Regions from separate parts of the Mus musculus genome. Here region 2 is linked to region 1. Evidence: chromatin loops called from intact Hi-C (ENCODE). Cell type or tissue: left cerebral cortex. All regions are shown on one strand. Links, peaks and the distances in the headings refer to the core of each region. The heading gives the core; the rest is flanking DNA.

Region 1 (7,452 bases), core at 1,944-5,943:
AGGTTCCCCAGATGCTCTCATTTAGGAGGGAGAGGTGAAGAAAGGGGACCCCAGGAGCTTAGAGAACTGAAAAGCTGCCTGTGAGGAGGGACCCTGCTGGAGGGCAGGTGTAAGGCCACCAAAGTTGGGGTCTGACAGCAAGCTCAGCCACAGGCCACTGCCAGTCTGCACACACTGGGGTATTTGGTTTGCTTTTTTCTCTTACTGTGTCCCGGGGAAGTAAAGGCGCTTAGCTCAGCATGTATGTACGCCATAGGCTGGCCTACACGGGGAAAGATGAGGGTGCTATTGCTGTAGGAGAATAATTCCTTAGCCAGTAATTCTGCCCCCTCCCCATGTGCCGAGCTCTCTTGGACATCTGCCTGATGACAGTCTCGTCCTTATCCCTTCCTGCAAGAGCTCAGTAAAGTATAGTCTATTTCAGTTTGCAACTCAAGCTCCTGCTTGGTTCTCTTACTGCTGTCTTTGTCCATGAGTTCTCTCAGCCTCCTTCCTTTTGGTGCCTCATAATTCATTTGGTTCCCTGGGTCATGTGGCTCCATATAGCCCATGTGGTGGTGTGGCACCTGGCCTGGTGGAAGTTGGGGTAGGGATGGTACTTGGCCGGGATATTTCCAGTCTCAGCATTAACCAGGAGGCTCATGGTTTTGTCTTCTCCACAGCCTGGACGTGTCTCCTCAGGTAGAATCTGACCCAGCTGCTCCTCACCCCTGCTCCCCCCAGGCTCTGGCCCCCCCTCCTGCTCCCGCTGCTGCTCCCATGCTAAGCACTAACCTTTTTGCAGTCACCTCCCCTGCCGCTGCCACTGCCGCTGCTGCCACCATTGTCCTTGAAGCCACCCCATCCGGATTCTTGGGGGTCACCAACCCGTTCCTCAACTCCTTGCAGAGCAACCCCTTCTTCGAGGATCTCAAAGCCGACATAGCACTAAATTCTCCTTCACCTGCTCCCTCTCTCCCCAGTGCCTCGAGGGCCAGCCTGGCCCCCCTGGCCTCCCCTGGGAAAGCCCTGCCTGAGTGGGACGACACCTTCAACATCTTTGCTGCTGGCAGGCTGCAGCAAGAGGCCGGGAGTGGGATCCTGGCCCCTGCAGGAATGGGGCTGGAGGAGGATGGGCTGCAAGACCCAGGCCCTAGGACCATGGCAGTGAAAGCGACAGAGCCCCAGGGAGAGCCTGGGAGAGGAAGAAGAGGAAGCAACATATGGCTAGAGCCCAAGGTTTCTGTGGACTCAGAACTGGACCAGCCAAGCACAAGTATGTCTGACCCAGGACCCTTTGGGTCTTCAGGGAGTGGTCCATCCTCCAGGGCATCCCAGTTGCACCTGCAAGCCTCAGCCTCAACACCAGACCGGGAGCTTCCTGCCTCAGAAGGGGGAGCGGGGCAGAGTCCAGCAGATAGTGGGGCATCTCTGTTCAGCTCCCCAGAAGTTCTCAGTGTGTGGGAGAGATTTCCTGGTTCAGATGACACTCCTGGAGGCCGAGATGAGGAGGCCCCCCAAGATGGAAGCCAGCTTTTCCAGGAGCTGAACACAGTGGAGGATTCCTGGCCTTGGGATGTGATCACCATTTCTCCTACAGCAGAGGTCGCTTCACCTGTCATGAAGGGAGAATCCGACGGGGTACTTTCTTCCCAGGTGCAGCCTGAATCTCCAGATACTGTGCCCCCCATGGGGAGCGAAGGGCTCCCAGCATTGCTGGAGCCAGAGCCAGAGCAGGGATTGGATGAGGGGCCATGGCTTGGCCCTCCACCTCCCAAGCCACCACGCCTCTTCACACCCACCAATTCTCAGGTGGAGGAGGAGGACAAAGAGGAGGAAGAGAATGCTACAGGGCGGCAAAGTAGCAGGGGACCAGGGGTAGAAAAAGACAGCACCCCCCGTGCATTGGCCATTGGTCCCCAAGAGTCTAAGGAGGAATGGGTAAATCCAGAGTTGGAGAAATTGCATAGACTGCCCTCTGGAACCCTGATAGGTAAGCCAGAACTTGAAGACCCAGTAGGAGAAACTAGTAGCCCTGTGTTTGGGGACTGTCCACCTAGGCCCACCAGCTGCCCTGAGGGGCCTGTCCCCAGACCCCATAACTCAATCAGCTCCACTCTGCTGAGTCAGAAGGTCTTGGGGACCTCAGAGACAGAGGAGGGCTTTGAAACCAAGAGCCAGGAGCTAGCCAAAGAGGGGTTTGGGCCTCTCTCAGTCCCCTCCCAGCAGTCAAGTATGCGGGCCAAGGAAGAGGAGGAGGGGGAGGAAGAGGAGGAAGAGGGAGAGGAGGAGGAGGCATTGGAGACCTCCAATTCCTTCTTATGTCAGGAAAGCCAAGATCCCCCCAGCTTCCCATCCATATCACCACCAGGGTCAAGGGGATCCTCTATTCACTCTGGTCCAGAAGAGTTGCCCACACCCCCAGAACCTGCCTTCCCACCTCCCCCTCTCCCACCCTGGGCCAGCCACCGCCACGGCGTGCCAGGCCCTCCATGCCCTCCCCTGCCTATAGCCTGGCCCTTGACCTCTTCTTCCTCACCTCCCGAGGAGTCAGCTTCACCCCTCGGTCCCCCTGAGCTCTCCCCCACTGGGGGCTCCCCTACATCATATGGGGAAGACCATGCTGCAGCCACCCCAGCCTCCCCGCTTGTGCTTCTGCCCCTGGAGACACGACCAGCTGAGGAGCCCCAGCCCAGCGGCAGGTGAGCGTCCACCCAGAACCCTTCCCAGTAGGAAAGTGGGCGGGGAAATGACCCGGGAGTAGAAGTATTTCACTGTCCAGCTTCATGTTTGCTGAGGGCACGTGGTAAGGGTCTCCTCTATTTGGAGGCAGGTGGTCAAGGCTTTGAAGCCATGCACTTCTGTAGGACCAGCGCTGACTTTGATTATACATAGGACATCTGTGTGGCCCTATAAGCTGGGGGTTTGGGAAACAGCACCTGATAAGGGTAGGGGTTGAGGAGTGAGGTTGGAGAGAGTCAGTGTGCCCTGGCAGGAGATGGGAATGAGAGCTGTATCAGTTGTACAAAGATGCTGTGGTTGGGGGGATGGGAGTTCCACAAAGTGATGATACTTCTTCAGGTAACAGGTTGTAGTGGGACCCACAGCATTTTTCTGTCCAGGTAGGATGAGTTAGCAGAGAGCTGGTAGAAGGTCTGGGACTTAGAGAGGAAGCTGAAGGCAGGCTCAGAGGAGAGGAGAGGAGAGGAAGTGGTCTTCAAGTGCTTTCCATACCCAAAGCTCCTAGAAAAGGCTTTTCAGCTGCAGCAGGCACCTCACTGGCTTGCTTTGTCATTGGTTTTCTGGGCTAGACTCCCATCTGTTGAGGGCAGCTGAGTGGACAGCTGATGCCTCTGTGGCTGTGGTCATGGAGACTTGGGATGAGGGCTCAGTGAGAGTGACCCAGTAGGGGCAGCAGTTCAGGATGGCAGTGGCTCAGGATCTAGCCCTGGTCTCTGAGGCCCCCGGCCTGCTCAGGCATATGTGCAGGGCTCTGAGCAAGCACCTGTTTTTGTGCCAGAACTAAGGCATGCCTAGTCCAGGTGGATGGCCAGGGAGCATTCAGTGAGGGAGGCAGTAGGGCCTGCTGGTGACACCTAGTGGTGGGTGGGGCTGTAGGAGCTGGTGGCTATGGTTTCCTCATTTCCTGGTGACAGTGTCCTCATCTGGCCCACATCTTGTAGTATAACCTTGATTTATACTCACACTTGCAGGGTTTCTTTTCAGAATTGGTTTCACTTCATATGTATATGTGAAGTGATAGTCATATAGGACTGTCCCTATTTCTCAGATGAGTGTGGGGGTGGTTCAGGCTGAGAGCCTAGCACTGTAGCTGCTTGCTGAGAGGGTACCTCCATGCACTGAGGGTGGCTGTTGAGACAGGTGGCCTTGGAGTTGCTTTCAGACCGTCTCCAGTGCAGACTCCAGATGAGAGGACAGGTGAAGGCCCAGTGAGGTGAAGCTCCCTGTGTGGGCACTTGATATGCTTTCTTGTCTGTGAGACTAGACACCAGCCCTGTCCTGAGGAGCACGGGTCATCCTGAGCCTGTGCCAGGGGTGCTGGGGGGCTAAGACTAAGTGGCTTTACTTTCTATTCTTTGCCCGAAGGCTTGGAGTCTCTATAGGGTGAGTGGATCTGTGAGGTTCCCCCAGGACAGGTTAGCTGATTTATGGGCCCGATGCTTCCAGCTTATATAACTACTGCAAATGTCAGGTGCTAAGGCATCCCAGGAGAGGGTTAGCTTAGCTTAGGGAATCACTAGGTTTCCTGGAGGAGGTGAGCTTGCATAGCTTTGACACGGCAGTAGGAACTAGGTTAGTAGGAAGAAGGGTAGAGGAATATCTTGGGGGGTGGTGATGAGGCACAGTTTCATGTAGCAGAGGCTGGCCTTGAGTTCCTAGTGCTTCTGCCTCTGCTGTGCTGTTATTACAGGCGTGTACTTCTATGTCTAGCTAGTTTTTGTAAAGGTCGGATGGTCGTTGGTGTTTATGACTGAGGAGAGGGTAGTTATGGGCCAGGATGCACAGGCAGAGCCTCGTTGTTCTAGAATCTGTTATCTTACCTAGAAAGGAGCCACTAAAGGAATTAATGGAAAGCCACTAATTGTCTCTTAGATTAGGGAGTGGGTGGCCAGAGGGCAGGTGCAGCTAGGAGAGGAAGACGGGTGAGGCTGAAGTGGATGAGTTGGAGGGCCTCCTAGAGGTGTGAGGGGAACTAGGTATGTCCAGGAGGACTCCAGGGAAGCAGCTGGACTGTAGCTGGCGAGATACAGGGTGTCCAGGAGAAGGAGAAGCTGGGGAACTAGCAGTTTAGACGGAGAGGCGGCTGGTAGAGGTCAGGACACTAGCTGCAGGTCTTTGAAGAAGGGGAGAGATGGGTGGCTGTCGGCTCAGAAGTCAAGGAGGGGACCCAGCAGATTTACTTGGCCTGGGGTATCAGCATGGAGGTCTTGGCCTGAGTACTCAAGGAAAGGGAGAGGTTAGAAAAGGAAGGCAGTTCCCCACGCTCCGGACAGGGTTGTGGGAGGAGGCAGGGTCCAGGTCAAGAGGTTTTGCAGTCCTGTCCCAAAGCTCATGGTAAGCCATTAGCAGAGAGAGGTAAAGATGAGGGAACACCATAGTCTGTAGGGCTTTCTTGCTCTTCACCCTGAAGTTCTCACACCCACAGGCTTGACTGGGACACTAGCTGTGTAGAAGACAAGGCACGGGAAATGGCTGCCTAAGCCTGATCACAAGGTAGAAGAGTTTGTAGGCCAGTTTTCCATGCTGGTGCATTGAGGAGGGCAGGATGCTGTCCTGAGATATCATAGAGACGGTGGTATAACCTTTGTGCGGCCTTCGGTCCCTGCAGCTCACCTCCTGTTTGTCTTTGCAGTCCCCACCCTGTGAAACCCCTTACTGCTGCCCCTGTGGAGGCTAGCCCCGACAGGAAACAGCCCCGTACCAGCCTGAGCACAGCCCTGAGTAGCGGACTGGAGAGGCTCAAAACTGTCACATCTGGTGGCATCCAGTCTGTGCTTCCAGCGTCCCAGCTTGGCTCAAGTGTGGACACCAAGAGGCCAAAGGTGAGGTGCAGCAAGGTGTTAGGGGGCAACTGAGAGAACAGGCCGTAAGATGAACAGAGGCCAAGTGATGCTGGGGGCAGAGCAGGTAACTGGTAATTCCCCGTGCCACAGCTCTTAAGTGGAGAGGACATCTTCAGCCATAGAGATGGGCTGCTGCCAGGTCTGGGGTTCTACAGTAGGGAAACAGGTTTGGGTGGGCTAGCTGGGGGAAGGTCTAGCCCTCCCCTGCTTAGTTGCATTCTATTTTGCTATAGGATTCTGCTGTGCTGGACCAGTCGGCCAAGTACTATCACCTGACTCATGATGAGCTCATTGGCCTGCTCCTGCAGCGTGAGCGTGAGCTGAGCCAGAGAGACGAGCATGTGCAAGAACTGGAGAGCTACATTGACCGGCTGCTGGTGCGGATCATGGAGACCTCGCCCACACTGCTGCAAATCTCCCCTGGCCCCCCCAAGTAGCCCTTCACGCCATCCCTGGAGGGATGGTGAGGACCTGTGTAGTGCCCGCCACTGACTGCTCTCACCTGAGTAGGGCAAGCCTGCTCTCATGGTGACTCTCTGCACCCCTCCCCATCCTGCCTCTGCTCTGGCTGCTGGAAGGGGCTCTTTGAACTCCCACTGGAGCCTTGGGTCTTCCCTACCTGACCATTCTCACACGCGAGGTTATGGGGCTCCCCAGAGAATTGCAACAAGGTTGTTAGCTGTCAAGATGGAGCAGGAGTGAGCTCTGGGTTCTGGGGTGAGCTGAATTATCTAAGGCAACACTGTTGACAGCACAGCTCACCCCATGAGGCTGGTCATTTGTTTCTCCTCTTGACCAACTCTTCATCTCCATTGCCTTCTGGCACCTGGAGGGTCTCCTAGGCCACTGGGACAGGGATGGGAACTAAGCTGCTTGCTTTTCTGTGCACTGTAGACAACCAGGGCACCTACACTTCAGCCTTGTGCCTATACCCTAAGAGCAAGGAGCCTGTGTGTTTTCGTCTTGTCTCTCTGTCTAGAGCATGTACACAGGGTGGTGGTGGTGGTGGGGGGTGGTGGTGGTGGTGGTGGTGGTATGTGCCTATTCCTCAGCTGCCCCCTGCCCCTCTTCAGACCCTCCCACTCCATGTCCCAGTAGTGGTGGGAGGTGGGGTGGGCACAGAGGGAATGACTTCTTTCTCCTGCAGTCCTCCCTACCTCCCTAACATGAAACCCTCCAGGTTGGGGTTTGGGGCTGCTCATGTTTTGTGGACCAGGCCTCCATTCATGTCTGTTAACACTCGTCAGATGCCAAAACTGTGCTGCTGTGGGCTCAGAACATTTGGAAACCAATTAAACGTGCCTTTTGTGGGTGAGGACAAGAGCCTCTGGATGTAGATGTCTCTCTGGCCATGGTGTCCCCTCCCTCCTGTTGAGCACGTGAAAACGGCTGTGAGGGTCCTGAAAGGGGGCTGTGGACCACGCTGTTTACTACCCCGAGAAGTACCTCAGCTAAGGCTCTGGCCAACCTGCTTTGGAGGTGTCCTAAGCCGCCTTCCCACTTCCTGGTCCTCCCTTGACCCTTATTTGGAGCATCCTGGTAAAAAAATCTAGTGCACAGTAGGTCTGGGGCTATCCTGCACCTTACTGTGTCTGACCTTGGGTCCCAGTTATGCTGGACCAGTGGGTTTGTCTGGAAGCAGGAGGCTTCATTCTGCTTTAGGAGACACCTGAGCTTAGGAAAATGCCCGTGGCTCTCCAGCTGTTCTGTCCTTGTTGTACAGTCCCTCCTGCTCACCAATCCCTCCTGTCTTGCCTGGCTTGGCTGAAGTGCATTCAAGTGAAGTCAGGTATCTGCTCTGTGGTCCAGCTTCTAGCTTGCTTGTGAATACTGCCAGTCTCCCTGGCATCCTCGGGGGTCCTTGGTGGCTGTGCATTACAAAAGGTAT
Region 2 (7,452 bases), core at 2,338-6,337, 160 kb after region 1:
CATGTAGCATGCTTGAGCACACATGTAAGAAGTCCATTAATGTAAAACAGTGGACATCATATTGGATGGTTGAGTACTGTACAGTCAGTAATTTTAAAATGTACAGATTTTATTAATTTTTTATATTAGTTGTACATCGTAAAGAATATATCTGGTTAAATGAAATTTTATTAAGATTTTTTTCTGTTTTCGTTTCCAGTTTTTTTGTTGTGGTCGGGACAAGATCTTATCAGCCCTGGCTAGTCTGGAACTCACAGAGGTTCATCTGCCCCTGCTACCACACCCAACCCTGTTTTCTTTTTAACTCCTTAATACGGTTTCTATAACACTTAAAATTCTGTGTATCATATTTTTTTTTCTATTGAACAGAGTTGCTACAAAAATAGATTTAAAAAGAAAAAGAAAAGAAATTTGGGAGAAGGCAAAATGGATTTAAAATATGTATTTATTTTATTGGTTTTTTTGAGACAGTTTTCATGAATTCCCAACTGGTCTTACTAATGTAGTAAAGGATGGCCTTGAGCTACACTCTGTCAAGTGAGCTGTGTTCCCAGCCCCAACCAGGAAAGTCTTAGAGCAGATCTGTAGATCCCTGCAGTTAGTTATATGGATTCCCTTTAAAAAAAATTAGAGGAGGAGGAAGAAGAGGAGGAGGAGGAGGAGGGAGAGGAGGAGGAGGAGGGAGAGAAGCTAGATGACCCACACAGGTAATCTCAGCACCCAGGAGGCTGAGGCCAAATAATCTCAAGTCCAGTCTCAGAGCAACAGGGGACTCACTTGTACAGTTTTATAACATGCTTCATCAAACTTTTCCAATCTAAAGCATATTTGGCTCTCATTAAATATTCACTATTGGACATTTTTATTCTTTATAAAGTTTCACAGGACTGAACTGTTTGTGTGTACATTGTGGGATCACACCCGTCCAAGTGTCTGTGCCTCTGCCTCTGTGTGTGTGTGTGTGTGTGTGTGTTGAGGATGGAACCCAAGGCCTTATGCATGCTAGGTTAAGTATTCTACAGCTGAGCTGTACTGCTGCCTCTTACTCAGGCCCCTAGTTATATCATATTGCACGTCCATCTTTCTTTTCTATGTAAATTTCCAGAAGTGTATTTTCAGTCATAGTTGTCTTAGGACTCTGCAGCCTCAAACACTTGCAAGTGCCCTGTCTTTCAAAAATCCTTAGAAATCCCCTTCCCTCGTCTTCCAAAAGGGCCCGAGTGTGAGTCCACTGCCCTGAGTGTGGCTCCTTCATGGTGTCCATCACAGTAGATGTCCATCACTGTGACCTTTTCCTTAGTCTAATTCTCTTTTCAGCCCACTCAATTTTTCTACTATCATCTGATCTATCTTGTGGTTACCCATGTTTGAATGTGCACAGCAGTACTGCATTTGTGTGGAGGCCAGAAGTCAGTCTTGGATGCCTTTCTCAGTTACTCTTCACTGTATTTGTGTGTGTGTGTGTGTGTGTGTGTGTGTGTGTGTGTGTGTGTGTGTGTGTTTTCGAGACAGGGCCTCTCTGTGTAATAGTCCTGGCTGTCCTAGAAGTTTCTCTGTACAGCAGGCTGGCCTCAAACTCACAGAGGTCTCTTTGCCTCTATTGGAATCAAAGGTGTGTTCCACCATGCCTGAACTGTAGTTTGTTTTGTTTTATTTAAGACATAGCCTTACTCTGTAAGCCTAGCTGGTCTGGAATTTGCTCTGCAGACAAAGCTTCAAACTCACTGAGATCTGTCTGGCCCCTGACTTTCAAGTGCTGGAGTGAGGCCTTGCCATCACTCCTGGCTCCACTTTATTGTTTGATTCAGGGTCTTTCTGAACTTAGCGTTCACTGATTTTTCTAGACTGGTTTGGCCAGCAAACCCTGAGGACCTTCCTATCTCTATTTTCCTAGTTTTGATCGTTTTCAATGTCAATTTGCCACAACTAAAATCCAGCTGAGAAGAGAGCCTCAATTCAGAAATTGTCTAGACCAGGTTGAGCTCTCTTTGTGCCTCACTGAGGGAATTGTCTTGACTGTTAAGTGTTGTAGGAAGACCCAGCCCATCATGGGTGGTACCATTCCCTAGGCAAGCAGTCCTAAGCTCTTTGAGTTAAAAGAGACCTAGATGATGCAGGCACCTTTTGAATGTCTTGTGTCTCGCCTAGCTTGATTGTGGACATGTGCTGTGACACCTGTCCTTTTATGTGGGTGTTGGGGATCTGAAATCAGGTCTTCTTGTTTGCATGGAAAACACTATTGACTGAGCCATCTCCACAGCCCTCTTTCTGTCTTGATGCAGGTTCCTCACAGGTCTGTTGGCTTCCACAGATCAAACCACCAAACAGCACAGGTTTATGTCATATCTCCCTGTGTAGCCCTCAGGCCCCTTAAACATTCACTGTACTCCATAATTGACCTCCACCATGAGGGCCAAATGTGGCTCTCTTTGGACTCCTTCTCCTGATAGTGGCCCACCTTTGTGGAGCACTTGGATGCAGGCTCTCAGAAGCATGGGAACCTCTCTTTCTTAGTTATGCCCTGGGAGGTCAATCCTAACTTTTCTTTCCACTTCTAACTCTGTTGCTTGGCTCATTCGGGCTTTTGTTTCTTTTCTTTAATGATTCTCTTATAATAAGCACTTAAGAACTTGGCAATTTTTCCTCTCTAAAATTCATTTCAAACATGGCCGCTAAGACTCCAACATTACAATTGTACACTGTTAAAATATTTTTGTGCAGTGATGGGATATGGGAGACCTTTGCAAATAAACTGTGACTATGAAGATAATAATCGAACGCCTCTTCTTGAGGGAACTAAGTTGGAATGAGTTAGTACTGATTCCTAGTGATGCATTACTCTTAGCACACCGTGCGTACTCCACAAGCAATAACTTTTAGCATGAGTACTCCTCCCCCGCACCACTGGTAGGACAGGGTGTGTCTGGCCTCAAACTCACAGAGATCCTCCTGTTTCTCCCTCCCAAGTGCTCTTACTTAAAGACATGTGCCACTATACCCAGCCACAGAAGTTTTAGTATTTAACATGTTTGCGTTTGTTAACTTTGAGACAGAATCTCACTGTGTAGCCCAAGTTGGCCTTGAACTCACAGAGATCTGCCTGTCTCTGCCTCCCGAGTGCTGGGATAAAGGTAGTATATCACCATGTCTGACATGAAGTGTTTGGCCTGCATGCATTGTGTCCATGGATATCAGAAAAGGTCATCAGATCCCCTGGAACTGGGGTTACAAATGGCTGTGAGACGCCATGTGGGTGCTGGGGACTGAACTAAGTCTTCCACAGCAGCAGCGAGTATGCTGAACTTTTGACCCAGCTTTCCAGTCCCTCATTTTTTTTTTTAATTAAAGATCTGTTTTTTATTTTTTATTTCTGATTCTGTGTTTGTATGTGTATGTGAATGGGAGTGCAGGTGCTTTCAGAAGCCAGAAGAGGACATCCAATCCCTCGGAGCTAGTGTTCCAGGAAGTTGTGAGCTGCCTGATGTAAGTGTAGGGACTGAACTCCCAACTTCTGCAACTTTGCCACTGAGCTATCCCTCCAGCCCTAACTGTTTTCAGCATGGTTTAAAATCTTTAGCTTGGCCTTAAGGACCTCCATAAGCAAACCTTTCCTTTCTGGCTTCCTGCCCTCTGTTCTTCTGTGGGCAGCATGCCCTGGAACTACTGCCAGCCAGAGTGCTCACCAGGGGCACTGTCCAGTGCTGGCACCACCTGCCCTGGGCTAGACCCTCCCACATCAATTATTAATCAAGAAAAGCTTCCCACAGCCTTACCTGTACGTCAGTGTGATTCAAGTGATGTCTAACGTTTTTCTCCTTTATGTCCTGGTCAAAGCAGTGCACCAGCTGCAGGTGCCAGCCTAACTTCAGAGAGGAGAGAGATTGTCACCAGTGTCTGGAGTGAAGGACGTGGAATGTCAGCGCCATGAGAATTTTTCCATCCTGTTCGTGGCTGTGTTTCTAACGCTCAGGCCATGATTGCCTGACACACAGTCAATACTCATTAAAGATGTTTTTGACTGAATGTATTTATTTGAGAAACACATTTCAAGGTTATGTTTGTTCTGAGACAGTGTGAAAATGCAACTCCCCTGCCCTGGGAGGCTTGCCATGAAGGAAGAGGTGTGATCTACTGCCCCCCAGTGTGGACTTCCCTGCTAGGACATGTGGGAAGGAGACTCCTCCTGCAGGGTTCTGTACTGCTTTGGAAGAACATTCAGATATCTTGAACTTGGAACCTGCTCACTAATGGGAAACCTCTTAGTGGATGCACTGGTAAGTTTTTTGTCAGCTTGATACGAAGCTAAAACCATCCAGGAAGAGGGAATCTCACCGAGAAATCACCTGAATCACACTGACGTACAGGTAAGGCTGTGGGGAATTTTTCTCAATTAATAATTGATGTGGGAGGGTCTAGCCCATGGCAAGTGGTGCCAGCCCTGGACAGGTGTGTTCCTGGCTTGTATAAGAAAGGTAACTGAGCAAGCCAGTAAACACTGCCCCCCCCCCCCATGTCTCTGCTTCAGTTCTTGTCTCCAGGTTCCTGCCTTGAGTTTCTGCCTTGGCTTCTCTTAGGGATGGACTGTGATATGGAAATATAAGCCCATGTCTAATAAACGATTTTCTCCCCAAGTTGCTTTGGGTAGTGTTTATTATAGTGATAGGAAAGCAAACCAGGGCACTGGCAGTGAGCTGGTCAGGCAAGATCCTTGGCAAATCCAGCTCCTTTGAGTTGTAGAGCGGACAATATGTGATCATCAAAAGCATTGGAATAGGAAGATTCAGTCAGTGAGAAATGAGCAGAAGCCGGGAGACAAGATCTCTTCTTTAGACCACAGTGCTTTGAACCCTGAGACAGAGGAAGTTAAAAGCAGCAGATATGTGCCCCACACAATGAAAACCTGTCCTGTGGAACTCAGTGCCAAGGTAGGCCAACAGGCCTGTCCCTACCTGGCTCTTCCAGCCTGTTCAAGGCTCACCTCCCTGCTGTCCATCACACAAATGTGCTCACTCGTGTCAAGGTCCGAACAGCCTTGCATTATACAACACACACACTCTTCCTCTTTTTCACAAGTTGAGTGATCTGACTTGGATTGCACAACCTCACTCTGTCCTGAATTCTGGACCAAAAATGTTAGAGAAGCCTAAAAGATCCAGAAACTAAAAATGTAGTAACTGCTCCAAACCCCCAGACAAACACGTAGCAGTGGAAAACATTTGTAAACCAAATAATACTCACAGACAAAGTTCTAAGAAAGGGTGTGTGGTTCATGCCTTTAATCCCAGCACTTCGGAGGTAGATGCAGGAGGATCTCCAAATTAGAGACCAGCCTGGCCTACAAAGTGAGTTCCAGGACAACCAGTGCTACACAGAGAAACCCTGCCTTAAAACAAAACAAAGCAAAGCAAAGCAAAACAAAACAAAACAGCTCAAAGAAAGGTTAAATGTGAGGGGGCAGTGCACAAAATACATAGAGACAAAATTATCGTGAGAGGTGGCTAAACCCATAAACTATAGATCAGATTTGCAAAAACCAACATAAATTAGAATTTAGAAAGCTGGTGCTTTAGCTCAGTGGTAGATTGTGTGTCCAGATTCAAGGGGTGTTGTATTTCAACAGCTAGAGCAAGGGAGAAGAAATAAGGAACACAGAATATTGAATATCCTACCAAAAAGCCCCAAAATGGTATTAAGCAAAAATTTAAGGATCAGCAAGAGGACTTACTGGGTGAGGGCAATTGTGGGAGTCTAAGCCTTTGAACTCGTGGTGGAAGGAAAGAACCAACTCCTGGAAGTTGTCCTTTGACCTCAGTTAGTAGAGGCCCTGCCTAGCATATAGGAAGCCCTGGCCTCATTCCCCAGAACTGGATAAACCAGACTTGGTAGCACACACCAGTAATCCCAGCACCAGGAAGATGGAGGCAGGTGGACCAGAGGTTCGGGGTCAGTCTTGGCTACATGGGATCCTGTTTCTAAACAACCACAAATGATCTACACATAAACAATGATTACCAAAGAAAAGAAGCAGAGAGAAATGGCAGGTTCTTAGAGAGTAAAGACAAACTAACGCTCAACTGTGCATGCCAGAGAGAGCAGGATGCATCATCAACTCACGGAGAGAAAATTACTTACAAGCTAGAATTATATTTTTAGCAAACACTGTCTTTCAAGACTAAGAATGAAAGAAAGACATTTCAGACAAATCAAAAATGAAAATCTCCACCAACCGAACCTCAGTGAAGGAATTTCGGGCAGAAGGGAAATAGCTGCAGAAGGCAAGAAACCTTGGAGGGAAACTGTGAACGGTGCCCGTGCCATGCTGTTCTCAGAGACTCTGCAGACTGCAGTGACACAACTGGGGTGGTGGTGACCAAAGCACATCATATCACACAGTGCTCTGAAGGGAGGTCAAGGTGGTAATTTGAGGAAGTAAGGGGCCAGCAAGATGTCTCAGTGAGTAAAGGCACCTGCTGCCAAGCCAGACGACCTGCGTCCTATCCCTGGGGCCCACGTAGTAGAAGGAGAGGACCAGCTCGACAAAGTTGTCCTCTGACCTCCACGTGTGCATCTTGTTAGGCATTCACCTGGACACATGTACACGAGGAACTAAAAAGCAAAAAGTTTAAAAGTTGAAGGGACTTAAACGTACTTGATCAAATGCCCATGGCCGTAATCAGAGGCTCATGCATGGATTAATACTTCCTTATAGTAAAGGAGGAAAAGGTAGGATGAAGAAAAGCGGCGAGGCAGACAATTAAATGACAGTATTCCCCTTCCCAATGAAAATATAATCAAGACAACTGGAGAGGTGGCTTCTCTGTTCGGAGGGCCTGAGTTCTGTTCCCAGCACCCACAGCAGGTGGCTCACAAGCTGCTTCTAACTCTAACTCCAGGGAACCTGACATCCTCTTCTGGCCTCCATGGGCACTGCACTCACATGTGCACACATGTGCACCTACCTAAAGACACACATAGACACATATGTAAAAAGATGAAACCTAGTCATCATGGTGTGAGACAAAACAGGCAGATCTGCGTGACATGAAGGCCAGCCTGGTCTACACAGACTGTTTCAGGGCAACCGTGGATACAAACAGAGAAACTCTGCCTAGAAAAACCAAACCAAACCAAACCAAACCAAACCAAACCAAACCAAACCAAACCAAACAAACAAAAAGATAAACTAGAACTGAAGGGATGGCTCAATGGTTAAGAGCACTGGCTGCTCTTCCAGAGGTCCTGAGTTCAATTCCCCGCATCCATATGGTACCTCATAACCATCTGTAATGGGATCAGATATCCTCTTCTGGTGTATATGAAGACAGAGTACTCATATAAGAATAAATAAGTACATAAATATTTTTTTAAAAAGAAACAAAAGATACTAAACTAAGCAGAAACCTTGCATGTAAGGTTTCTAAAACAGTGCAGGAGTTTGTCAGGAGGCTGAAG

The links. A loop is a pair of places that touch in the nucleus more often than their neighbours do. Peaks named below come from ENCODE experiments on the same cell type or tissue, not always from the same donor. Only the 100,000 strongest peaks of a DNase experiment are listed, where the experiment ranks them.
Region 2: it touches region 1 in a loop (1.9-fold over the local background); 1 of 42 quality-filtered maps calls a loop at or near these places.

The regions. Positions count from the first base shown.
Region 1 is chr6:85,335,572-85,343,023 of GRCm38, reverse strand. It overlaps Rab11fip5 (RAB11 family interacting protein 5 (class I)), which reads left to right. Exons shown (of 6, transcript NM_001003955.2): 4 at 663-2,681; 5 at 5,354-5,543; 6 at 5,798-7,452. The coding sequence ends at 6,001. It overlaps Mir705 (microRNA 705), which reads left to right and starts at 6,651; the gene lies at 6,651-6,732. In left cerebral cortex, for the core only: a CTCF peak has its summit at 3,579 (motif pointing left); DNase peaks (open chromatin) are centred at 3,648, 4,232 and 5,876; H3K27ac peaks cover 1,904 bases.
Region 2 is chr6:85,176,446-85,183,897 of GRCm38, reverse strand. No RefSeq gene overlaps it. Among named protein-coding and RNA genes, the nearest start is that of Emx1, 7.8 kb to the left of the region's middle. In left cerebral cortex, for the core only: a CTCF peak has its summit at 4,126; no DNase peak of the experiment used is centred there.